Regions from separate parts of the Homo sapiens genome. Here region 1 is linked to region 2. Evidence: chromatin contacts called from ENCODE Hi-C or POLR2A ChIA-PET data. All regions are on one chromosome and are shown on one strand. Each heading gives the region's core, a stretch centred on a gene start or an enhancer-like site at or near the end of the contact. The rest is flanking DNA. Distances are from core to core; before and after follow the strand shown.

Region 1 (6,448 bases), core at 1,977-4,476, 190 kb before region 2:
CATTTGTTTGAAAAACTGGGTTTGAGCATTGAATAGACGTGGCAAGCAGATCGCTGAAATGAAAATACTAAGAATGCTCTGCCAGCAGAACTCCAACTCTTCTCCCATGCAGGTGGTTTGCTGCTGAGCCGCACGGCTTAGGGAAGGGCTATGATCTAGGTCCCTTTCCTACTTAAAACATCTCACTGTGGTACAAAAGATCAGTAAAGAACTCCTTCTCTATATCAAATAAAAGGGCAGGAAAGGAAAGTGCCACAGACCTTTTTTAATCTGCTCTAGGGATAATGTTTGGTGCTTACCACTATTCTATCTAGAAGCATTAACAGTATTTAAAATTTATACTATTCTCATTTCTGGGAGCATTCCACATTCTATCTATATCTGGATCTATCTCAGAGTTTACCAAGTCACATTGTCACATTGAACTAATGAAGCAAAACTCTCTACATCCACAATAGACTTTGTTCAAGACTATTTATTGAGCACTTTCTATGTGCCAGCTTCTGTTGTAGTGCTAAGGACTGCAATAGTGGGAATACAAAAGTCCAAGTCTCCTGGAGTTGATATTGTATAGAAAACAAATAAATTAATTAAATACATACAGATAATAATGAATGCTGGGAGGGAACAAAATAGTGTCTTGGGTTTGAAAATATTATTTAAGGAAGCCAGGAAAGGCCTTTTTCATGAGGTAACATTTAAGTTGAGACATGAAGGATGAGAAGCCACTAAAGTGAAGTGCTAAGGAGAAAAACAATTTTCTCAGCACCAGAAGAGTATGCATGACGACCTGACACAGGAAAGAAATGTGTTATTAGAAACCAGTATATCTTGAGCCCAATGAAGAGTTGGGAAAAATGGTATGAGATGAGATGGGAAGTTACCTGAAGTTACTGAATTGTTCCATTAACTAACACGGGAAGTTACTGAAGAATGACATGGCCCAATGGGTTTTATAAAAGCTTATTCTTTCAGCTATGTAGAGAAGGGATTAGATAGGGTTGAGATTAGAAGCTGAGCGATCCCTTAGGAGACTAATTTTCAGGCAAGTCAATATGGAAGATTAGACTAGGGTGTTGACAATAGAAATGGAGAAAAGCAGATGGATTCAAGATATATTTTGGAGGTAGAACCAGTGAAACTTATATTCAGAATTTTCTTAAAAGAGACCATAAGGAAGTGAATTGAAAATTGGGTGAAGGAATGAATGTATTTAAAAGGAAAAGGTGACATTTTGAGGAAAGAAAGAATGGCAAAAGTATACACTAAGTAACAACCTATTAATAAAAGTAACATATTAAAGTGGTCACATTTACAACTCTAATCTGATGTCCTACACTGGGCCTCAATTATCTTAAAATAAGATATTAAACCAAGGCAGAAAAAGAGAAGAAATACTTCAAGGTTTTTAGCCTTAAATGGTTGAGCCCAGGCCACTGAAAAAAATACAATTTACCCAATTAAAATAACGAAGCAAGATTTAACTAAGATCATTTTAGTGAGAAACAGTTGTTCTCACCCTGGCTGCCCATTAGAATTCCCTGGGGAGCTTTTAAAAACTAGAAGCCCAGGTTCCACTGGAGTGATTCCGATTTAATTGGTCTGAGGTAGACCCAGGCATCGGTATTTTTTAAAAAGCTCCTTAGAGAATTCTAATAAGCAGCCAGGATGGAGAGTCTTGAGTTAGAAGTAGAGTACAGCTAAGGATGCCATATCAATAAACCTATTCTGCTAATGAAAGATTAATAGAGAAAATAGGATGAAAGAACTTTGATCCCAGACAAGGAATACAGGCCTATTGGTTACAAGGACATAATTCAAGACCACAAGAAAATAAAAATCCATTTTACTCTGAGTGACTTTTTTTTCAAGCTGGCAGAAAATGGCATTATGCCCACCTTGTTAATAACACGGACACCCATACAGATGCCACACATATTTAAAAACATATTTTATTTCCATTATGGACAACAAAAAGAGAGTAACAGCTGATGGTTGACTACAAGAAAAATATAAGAGAAAGAGGAGAGTGTCAATATTGCCCGGACAAGAAAACACAGGAAAAAATGAATTGCATTGAGAAAGTGATTAAAAGAAATTGATTCCGTTATTTCTGAGAGAAAAAAACGCATATATATATAGAATACACCTAGCAACGAGTTTGCTTGTATCACATGGCTCTTGAGTCTGCACTTTTCAGGATTTAACTCTTAAGAGAGCCACAGAATTATCAGAGCAGAGCCGAAAGCCAAGTAACTATTCTTCTAAGTAGAACCAGAAACCTAGTTCTTCCCCAACTGCAATGAAGATTCGCTGGTGGGTGAATGGGCAACTAAAGGCCAGAGAAGTTCTATTATTTGCCCTAAATCACTCAACTAATTAGTGGTCATACTGGAATCAGAACCAAGATTTTGCATTGTTAGGTTTTAATTTTGTTACATTTGCACTCTAACTGCACTGAAAACAGAAAAAAGAAATGCGTAGTGCAGTTTCTAAATTGCCACAGCTGGAGCACTTTAAGAGCTACAATTGTCCAGTTAAGGCGGTAGTGGGTGGATGGTGCTGCCATGTTAATTCGGTGGAATAAAACCAGAGGTGAGTTAGGCCGGGCGCGGTGGCTCACGCTTGTAATCCCAGCACTTTGGGAGGCCGAGGTGGGCGGATCACCTGAGGTCGCGAGTTTGAGACCAGCCTGACCAACAGGGAGAAACCCCGTCTACCAAAAATACAAAATTAGCCGGCCCTGGTGGCATGCGCCCGTAATCCCAGCAACTCGGGAGGCTGAGGCAGGAGAATCGCTTGAACCCAGGAGGCGGAGGTTGCGGTGAGCGGAGATCGCGCCATTGCACTCCAGCCTGGGAAACAAGAGCGAAACTCCCTCTCAAAAAAAACAAAAAACAGAAAAACAAACAAAAAAAACAGAGGTGAGTTCAGCAGAAGAAACAAAGGTGGATTATTAGTCTTAAGTGTGCGTGCCTACTTCAGGAAGGGAGTGAAAGCAAAAAACTGAGGAGCTAAGGGTGGGAGGGGGAATGAAAGGATCTCAGAATGTGGGCGTCGTGGGTGGGAAAAGGGATGCCAGGACACCAGAAGAGCAATACAAAACAGCTCCCGTGAGCAGGCACAGGAGACCTTCCGCGCCGCCGGCCGGGCGACCCCGCAGGAAGTAGGAAGGACGAGCGCGCACTACAAGTCCCAGAAGCCCCCGTTTCCTGGAGCCCGCGCCGTGCCGCGCTACGCCCGCCGGGAGCCGGGCAGAGCGGCCAAGATGTCGCAGCCCAAGAAAAGAAAGCTTGAGTCGGGGGGCGGCGGCGAAGGAGGGGAGGGAACTGAAGAGGAAGATGGCGCGGAGCGGGAGGCGGCCCTGGAGCGACCCCGGAGGACTAAGCGGGAACGGGACCAGCTGTACTACGAGTGCTACTCGGACGTTTCGGTCCACGAGGAGATGATCGCGGACCGCGTCCGCACCGATGCCTACCGCCTGGGTATCCTTCGGAACTGGGCAGCACTGCGAGGCAAGACGGTACTGGACGTGGGCGCGGGCACCGGCATTCTGAGCATCTTCTGTGCCCAGGCCGGGGCCCGGCGCGTGTACGCGGTAGAGGCCAGCGCCATCTGGCAACAGGCCCGGGAGGTGGTGCGGTTCAACGGGCTGGAGGACCGGGTGCACGTCCTGCCGGGACCAGTGGAGACTGTAGAGTTGCCGGAACAGGTGGATGCCATCGTGAGCGAGTGGATGGGCTACGGACTCCTGCACGAGTCCATGCTGAGCTCCGTCCTCCACGCGCGAACCAAGTGGCTGAAGGAGGGCGGTCTTCTCCTGCCGGCCTCCGCCGAGCTCTTCATAGCCCCCATCAGCGACCAGATGCTGGAATGGCGCCTGGGCTTCTGGAGCCAGGTGAAGCAGCACTATGGTGTGGACATGAGCTGCCTGGAGGGCTTCGCCACGCGCTGTCTCATGGGCCACTCGGAGATCGTTGTGCAGGGATTGTCCGGCGAGGACGTGCTGGCCCGGCCGCAGCGCTTTGCTCAGCTAGAGCTCTCCCGCGCCGGCTTGGAGCAGGAGCTGGAGGCCGGAGTGGGCGGGCGCTTCCGCTGCAGCTGCTATGGCTCGGCGCCCATGCATGGCTTTGCCATCTGGTTCCAGGTGACCTTCCCTGGAGGGGAGTCGGAGAAACCCCTGGTGCTGTCCACCTCGCCTTTTCACCCGGCCACTCACTGGAAACAGGCGCTCCTCTACCTGAACGAGCCGGTGCAAGTGGAGCAAGACACGGACGTTTCAGGAGAGATCACGCTGCTGCCCTCCCGGGACAACCCCCGTCGCCTGCGCGTGCTGCTGCGCTACAAAGTGGGAGACCAGGAGGAGAAGACCAAAGACTTTGCCATGGAGGACTGAGCGTTGCCTTTTCTCCCAGCTACCTCCCAAAGCAGCCTGACCTGCGTGGGAGAGGCGTAGCGAGGTCGGAGGGGAAAGGGAGATCCCACGTGCAAGTAGGGGGAATATCTCCCCCTTTTCCCTCATAGCCTCTAGGGAGGGAGAGTGACTTCATTCTCCATTTGAAGAGATTCTTCTGGTGATGTTTACTTAAAAAGTGATCCCCCTCAACAACGGATACAGCGTGCTTATTATTGGGCATTTAGCCTCAAAAGCATGTAGTACCAAGCACTTGTATTTCCGTATATTTTGTTTCGCGGGGGAGTGAGGGGGAAGAACACGGATGAAAATGTCAGTTTTTGAAGGGTCCATGCACATCCCTGACACCTCACACCTTATCTAAGTCTGAAGCTGGGGAGAAAGGGGTTCATTTAGACTTCATACATTTCCAGTACGACTTTAGTATCTCTCCAGAGCCATATTTTCTCAGTCCGAATTAATTCCCCCTCCCTAGGTGCCTGTAGGCTATGGTACTTCTTCCTCATTGTTTTCTAGGTAAACTTCACTACTGGTAATTAAGGGGAAGGATATGAGGAAGCAGTTTAAATAGCCCTGTTCTCATTACTCTGACCACATACATCATAGGGTGCTAAAGTTGATGAACACATTAATCCGTTAAGTAAAATGGACTTTGTAATTGTACAGCATACCTAAGAAACTCAGAAGGTGCATTTAAGAGAGAGACCTGAAAGAAATAGTATGGATTTTTAAAAATTCTTGTCTCTACTATTATAACCAAAAAATATTTCTTGTATGTCCCATAAAAATATTTGTGTAATTCTTATGAAACAGGCTGGTAGAGGAGGTTTCTGAGCCTAGCCCAAGGGCTTATTCATCACCATGGGTAAATTATTTAAACTCACTTAATTAAGGAAAATATTTTCCCAGCTAGAAAAGTATACTCATTCTCATTTAAACTCTCTCATTTGGAGGGATCATGTGAGTTGGCCTACTTACAAGTAGTGAAAGTTCCCTTTTCAGTTTTGTTTTGTTTTGTTTTGTTTTTCTCTTTCACTCAGCCAAATGTGAAAGTTGTGAATTTAGGAAAATCACTTGTAATGAAGTGTGAATCTTGTTATCAAATTTATTTCTCTGATGTTTCCTTCCTTATCCTTGTAGCCAATAAAACATTGACATTCTCACGTTTTATAGATGAGGTAAAAAGTCTTGTGTGCTGTGAGTTATAATGCTTTTGCCTTTTTAATATTATTAGTTCTTAAGTGTTACAGCCCCTTCAGAATATAACTTCAGGACAATTCAAACTATGCTTAATGTATGATTTTCGAGCTTCTGTATGCTAAGAAAATAGGTGTGAAAAACTGGTGTTCTGAAATAGCCTAACATTTATTGTAATTCTGAATTTTCTGCCCTTTTATTCATTGCATATTAAAGTATTAGAGTATAAAAACTAATTTGCTAAACTTTGGTTGTATATAACACAGATCTTCCATCATGGAGAGATATACATGTACAAAATTATCAATTTACAAGATAATTGAGTAGCAAGCAGTACAGTTGTAACCGTCACCATTTTGATGCTAAGATAGTGATCATCTCATGTAAATGCTACAGTCACAGCAAGCTAGACTTAAGCTAGAGGGAAAATAGAGCTCCTTATAAGGTGTTCTATGTTTTAAATCAAATATTTATTTAGAGTTTGAGTGTGTGATTTTGAGTAGGTTTCTGGTGGTTTGGTTTGTTTTTTAAAAAAAACTTGATTTAACAATTCCTTTACTAAGTGATAAATGAGAATATTCTTCCAAATTCTATTTTTTATATATTTGATAAATACTATAGAGTTATCATTATCAGTATAAGCACATAAAGGGAACCTCAGTTAAAACTTGGAGGAACTATAGAAGTAAAGGGTATGTATTCCATAGTTAAAGTAAGCTTCAGGATTTTTATTACTCCTTCCCAGAAGAAAAATGAATTATAAAAATACAGCGACTGAAGCAATTAGTCAAGAGTTAGCATAACATAATGGCTACAAAATTGGACTCTGGAGCCAGA
Region 2 (6,324 bases), core at 2,950-5,449:
TGCAACCAGAGAACAAAATAATAAAAAGCCTTATTTGAGAAGAAATAATTCTTTGGAGTAAGAGGTTAGCACATGTCAATATGTCATATACAGGGAAAGTGAGCTTTTGATTACTTAGAGGTAAGGTTGCCAGAGGGTTTTTGATTTAAATTTCTAAGGCTTGATCAGAGCATCAAGGGGTTTGTTGAAAATCCTCGTAACTTGTGAACTTGACTTTTATTCCTTTGAAAAATTATACAAAATATTTTTTGCCCACATTTATATTCCATGTGGCATGTTTCTCCTTGTAGCTTTGCAGCTATTCCTGTGCAGGCTTTATACTTGTTATAACATCAGTGGTTGAATTGAATTTGAACATTGCTAGAAAAAAAGCAGAAAGTTTTGAAAGAGGAAAAGTGACCCAAAAGTTGGCTCTAAAAATGTTTCAAGCTTGCAGAATTCCAAGGAATAACCTAAATGAACACGAATAGGGACTATTTAAATAAGTCATGGCACAACCTTAAAATGGAATCCTATTTGCCGGCTTAAAAGATCAGATCCAAGCTATATTGAATGAAAAAGAAAAGTCCCACCACTGTTAAATGCCTTGGTTTGTTCATTCAATATTTTGATGTACCTACACATAGAATATATTTCAATGACAGAATTGTATAAGTTGGTTGTGCTGGGGTTTTTTTTGTTTTTGTGTTTCGTTTTTTGAGATGGGCTTTCACTGTATTGCCCTGGCTAGAGCGCACCAGCTGTTCACAGGCACGGTCGTAGTGTGCACTGCAGCCTTGAAGCTGTCCTGCCTCAGCCTTCCAGTAGCTGGGACTACAGGTGTGTGCCACCACAGCTGGCTTCTTATGCTGCTCTAGAGAGAGGGAAAGGAGCTATGTCTCAACAGACTGAGAGTTTTCGTTTTTTTTTTCAATATATGACTCTGCACTCGAATCATTTTAATGTAAGGATAGATATACCGATAGAAGAAAACTATTCAGTTCCTTATGCCCTCACTCTTTAAATATATTATTTTTCAAATTTTGTTAAAACTAGGCATTTTGTCCAGTGAAGTAAAGTGGCTACAGAAAATGTTAGGAGATTTTGTTTTATTTTGACATGAAAAATGAAATTACAAACAAACTTGGAGGCAAATTAACCACTTAGCAATAGAGCATCTTTCAATCCATGGCAATAATTGCTGGAAGCTAAAAACATGCTAGTATAATAAATACATTTGAAAAATACACCTATCATTGCCGCTAATGTGTAGGTTACTAACTTTATATATAATGTTGCCTGTTGTTTAGTTTTATATATTTGCTTTATATACATAGAAACCAATAAACAAGAGTATGAGTGTTACCTACATTTGCTTATCCTGTGGAGACAAAGTACTAATAAAATAGATACAACTTAAAAGTTTGAATGATTTATTTTTCTCTTATGCTGCCTGTAACTTCTAAAACTCATGATTCTGAAAAAGTAAAAAGTGTTGACAATTTTGTTTCCCCTCCAAATCCCCATCATTTTAACTTGTTCTGAAATGTGCCACGTGAGGTATCCTGTATTATGTGCCCGCATCTGCTGCTCCATACAAACCGATGCTGCTGTCTTAGAAATAATAGGCCCCCTTTTATTCCCTAATAGACACTGCCATTATGTGAGATCATGTTCAAGCTTTAAATTTTTCCACTCTGTATTTCTGTTTTCAGTTTATCTTATGGAATAAATGGTCCATTATTTCAGTAATTTTGTATATTGTTATATTTTTGAGTTTCCTTTCTCTGTGTCTCCCTCTTCCTTCCTCCTTCTCCTGCCAGCTCAAGGTGTTCTCTCCCTTCTTCTCTGTCTGTCTGTCTGTCTGCCAATCTAGCTCTCTCTCTTACACATGCCTTACACAGATCTTCTGAATGAGGTGAAGAGTGTGGCGCGAACAGCAGGACCTTGACTGTGGCACGGTCTGGACTGTGCATCTTGCACTGGAGAATTTAGCTGTCACTTTGGAGCCTGATAGAACTAGTGTGCAATTCACATGCCCCAAGTCCTGAAAGGGAAACTGCATCTGGTGTCAGCGCAGTTCACTGATAAGATTTTATCTTTTCTCCTGCTGATACTGATAGAGCCATAGCCAGGTGAGCAGTAAATAAAGAAGATTTATTGTGGGCTGGATTTGTTAGCTAACAGAACTTTCTCGGAACTGTATCAAAAAAAGACCCATAAGTGTTCATCTTTCACATCTATAGAGCTCAATAATGAATGATGTGGTGGGGGAGGGACAGCGGCAGGAATTTATCCAGGCAAATTCCTTTTAAACAATAAACACTTCATACACTATCAGGCTAATCTGAATAGATGACTAAAAATCCAGTGGTTGATAAATTATCAGCATGGCACCTGCATCTTATGCTTGAAAAACCTTGAGCAAACCCAGGGCTATACTTGTGGATTAATTGAGCATGCATAATTTACCACTGCAGTTTACGTAAGTGTAAGTATTTTTCTCATTCTGGTAAATAGGCATTTCCAGCTTCAGGAGAAAAATCAGAATGTTGCTGTACAAAGAAATGAGCCATCAGCCTATTTGGCTATTATAAGAAAAAAGAATCTCTGCTCTTGCCACCACTGCTTAGTTTTTAAATTGAAATGATTTTTCAAGTTTAATTTGCTTTTCTCCATTTATGTATATTTCTTTTTATTCATATTTATTGTCTTGCTTTTACTATTGTTTGTAATCAATACTGTTTTCTTAGTCTAATTTGATGCTACTTATTTGAATGATTTACAGAACGTTAATCTAGGAAAATACTTTCATTGCAGTTGTTTTATGTAGCCAAGGGTGAAAAGCAAATGCGTAGGGATTAAGAGTCACAGAAACACATCAAGGTTTGAATGGCTTGCTGCGTATTATCACCCATGCGCTTTTTAATTAGGTGTTAATACTAAGTCACTATTTTCTCATCTATTAAATGGAAGTAATACCTATCCCAAAAATTGTTCTATTACATGTTATAATGAATAAACAGCCTCATTTAAAGCCAGAAACATACTAGGTGGTCAATAAATGATATGTATCCTTGTAATTCTCTTATTAAAACAAAATTTATTTCATATATATCAGCTGTAAATTTTACATCCCTAGATTAGTAGTTTAAAAACATTTGTTGCTATAGGAGATTTTATTTAATTATTATTTTTGTTTTGTTTTGTTTTGGAGACAGAGTCTTGCTCTGTTGCCCAGGCTGGAGTACAGTGGTGTGATCTCCGCTCACTGCAAGCTCCGCCTCCTGGGTTCATGCCATTCTCCTGCCTCAGCCTCCTGAGTAGCTGGGACTACAGGCACCTGCCACCACGCCTGGCTAATTATTTTTGTATTTTTAATAGAGACGGGGTTTCACCGTGTTAGCCAGAATAGTCTCGATCTCCTGACCTTATGATGTGCCCACCTCGGCCTCCAAAAGTGCTGGGATTACAGGCTTGAGTTTATTTAATTATTAGTAGTAGGCTATACAATATAAAGTCAATATGAGAGTTTTATTCTCCTTGTTTAAGCAAAAAAAAAAAAAAAATGTCCTTGTGGGAAAGGAAAGCTTAAATGCAACTGTTTTTAAATGATACTATTATAAATATATTAATCCCTGTTTTACAATGGGGAAATACCTTTAAACCTCAATTGATGTAGTAGTCATAATCGTGAGTGGCTGGGTTTCCATTTGATTTTTCTCATCTACTCCTATTTCCTGTAATATAATATATACATTATAATTTTAAAAATGTGTTTTACCTATGCTTAATTTTTTATTGCGGTAGCTACTAATGCTGAAATCTTAAATTTTGCAATCTCAGAGCCCCTGTATAGTAAGTTATAAAAAATGTAAATATAATAGGAAAACTGACTACTTAAAGGAGCTTTTCAGTGAATCACACATAAAATCCAAGATCCTGTTTATAACAGAGGTTAAATTTATTTATATAGTAAATCTAATTTTTCATGATATACAACACCCATATGTAAATTGTAATAGCCATCGTACGCTTCCTTTCTTGGTGAGAACTACAGCTATCAGCCAGGCATCGGGTTATTCCTATAAAGACATGTCACATTATCTGCCACTTCTCTGTGGCTTTATTGATGTGGCTGTCACCCTAGAAACCCAGCGGATTCGGAGATGAGGCTGTCTTCCTACTTGATTTTTCACTAAAGTACATTTGAGGAGACCACTGTGAGGCTCTGGTGGAAGAAGCCGAAAGGGTAATTCTCCATAAGAATAGTTGTAACCTTCTGAGACTTTGTGTCTGCACTCATGCAATTGGTCATTTCCTGAATACTAAGTGGGACTTGTCGCACCATTAATCATGCCACAACAGCACCCTCAATCTTGCTTAGAAATAATCATTACTTAATTAGCTGGTCTTTTCTTTGTGTTTCTATCTCTTTCAGTCGTAAGTTTAAAATGAGGCTACAGAGTGATGAAAAGGAGAGAAACAAGCTAAGAAGATCATGTAATGGCTAGCACAGAGCTTGGAGTTAGATAGGCCAAGTTTCTCTACTACTGATGAGCTGTATCATGCAAAGTCATACAAGTTACTTAAAATACTTAAGACTCTGATTCTTCTTCTGTAAAGTGAGTATAATAACGTCTTTCAGTGTGTGTTAGTGAATTCTTGACAGACCTATGCTCGAAAACATGGACCTTCTCTTCAATTTTTGCCTTAATACTGTGAGTTTGGGTCCCAATCTTAGAACTTGACCTTTTCCCTCCCCTCCAGATAACATGATCAGCTTTTCTTTGTCGGGTTCCTGAATGTCAAACTTGTAATGCCAACCATTTGCCACATAAAGGAGAAGATCTCATTTACTCCTAACAAATGAGTTATCTTATAAAAAACAAAAACAAAAAACCAATATCAATGTCAAGTGAAGCAAATCTCAGCTGTGGGCTCCATCAGCTATCCAGACCTTGAGAAGCTTTGTGGTTCTCTGCTCAGTTAATATGTGTCTGACACCCACCTTTTCAAGTGAAGCCAGTGCAGTGAAGTCAGTCTGGTGCTGCACAGATGAGGTGAAAAGTGGATGGAGAGGCTCAGACTCACCAACTACAGTTGTTCCTTCATTTAGATAGTTGTAGAGTTCCCATAGAACTAGGAGTGGTCATTCAAAATGATCCCTTGCCACGGTAGTAGACTTTTTTCTTTTTTTCTTTTATTTTTTAGCAATCCTACTGCCAACATGCCATTCTATTTAAATGGAAAATGCCACTGTGTATACTATTATTGTAATAAGGTACCTTGTCTCCAAGTCAGAAGTTAAGAAAGAGAAATGAAAGTTTTCAGGCCTCTTGGCAGCTGGGGCTCAGTCCTGTGACCTTGCCTTTGTTAACCAGATCATTCTGTTTGGGGTCTTGACTCCTGAATGAGAATGGTGAGGATTCATTCATGATCACTTCGATGATGGCAGTGGCAGCATCATGTCACAATGCTATTGGGTTCACCTATGTAATACGATGTCTTCTCCAATTTCTAGAGGGAGTAGCAGGTGGTGAAGCCAGTTTTTGGTTTAGGAAAGTCTGGGATTTGTAGCTGCCTTTACAAATTTGGTGCTCAACAGACATGAGAGGTAACAAGGAGTTAATCTTACTAAGGAACTAAGATTACCTAGCGTACTTTCACTACCCACTTGTCCTCAGGTCTTCTGTGATTTAAGACAAGCATTTTTCATTGCTTTTGGCCACCAAGTAGAGTTCACTGAATCTATAATGACGATCACAATATAAGCGATTTTATTAACCTGTCGGTTACTATACAACTTTCTTATTCTGGTCACATCCCAAATCCAGGAGGGTGGTGAAAATGCAAGACTGTTCTTTATTCCCAAAGTACTGAATTTCACATCATTCTTTCATGAATGGGCACAGGTATACTTGTATGTATATCTGGCTTATAAATCCTTAAGAATGTTGGTGGTTTACTTCATCAGAGGTTTATTATTATTGATTGAAATGTAAAAGTTAGGCCGGGGGTGGTGGCTCATGCCTATAATCCCAGAACTTTTGGAGGCCAAGACAGGCGGATCATCTGAGGTCAGGAGTTCAAGACCAGCCCAGCCAACATGGTGAAACTCTGTCTCTACTAAAAGTACAAAAAAAAAAAAAAAATTAGCTGGGCATGGTGCAGGCGCCTGTAATCTCAGCTTCTTGGGAGGCTGAGGCAGGAGAATCACTTGAACCCGGGAGGTGGGGGTTGCAGTAAGCCGAGATCACACCACTGCACTCTAACCTGGGTGACAAGAGTGAGACTCTATCTCAATAATAATAATAATAATAATAATTTAAAAGTTAGTTTGGG

The links. Hi-C counts contacts between places; a loop is a spot of excess contacts on that map. ChIA-PET counts read pairs that join two places held with the same protein, here RNA polymerase II (POLR2A). Pooled maps may share reads with other maps.
Region 1: a map with no recorded cell type shows a loop between it and region 2 (2.6-fold over the local background). The contact joins the promoter of PRMT6 here to the enhancer-like site in region 2. A Hi-C loop is called at or near these places in 4 of 37 single-sample maps with no recorded cell type and 1 of 50 pooled maps. POLR2A ChIA-PET finds 5 or more read pairs at or near these places in 1 of 52 experiments (activated B cell).

Annotation. Positions count from the first base shown.
Region 1 is chr1:107,053,448-107,059,895 of GRCh38, forward strand. It overlaps PRMT6 (protein arginine methyltransferase 6), which reads left to right and starts at 3,227. Exons shown (of 1, transcript NM_018137.3): 1 at 3,227-5,847. The coding sequence starts at 3,269. The coding sequence ends at 4,396. RefSeq lists enhancers at 3,459-3,508, 3,529-3,668, 3,679-3,808, 3,819-4,028.
Region 2 is chr1:107,242,877-107,249,200 of GRCh38, forward strand. The region is part of intron 2 of NTNG1 (netrin G1); the gene reads left to right. Among named protein-coding and RNA genes, the nearest start is that of NTNG1, 100 kb to the left of the region's middle. Within about 2 kb of position 4,200, at least 3 of the 41 ENCODE cell types and tissues checked have a DNase peak (open chromatin) inside an H3K27ac peak, as active enhancers do.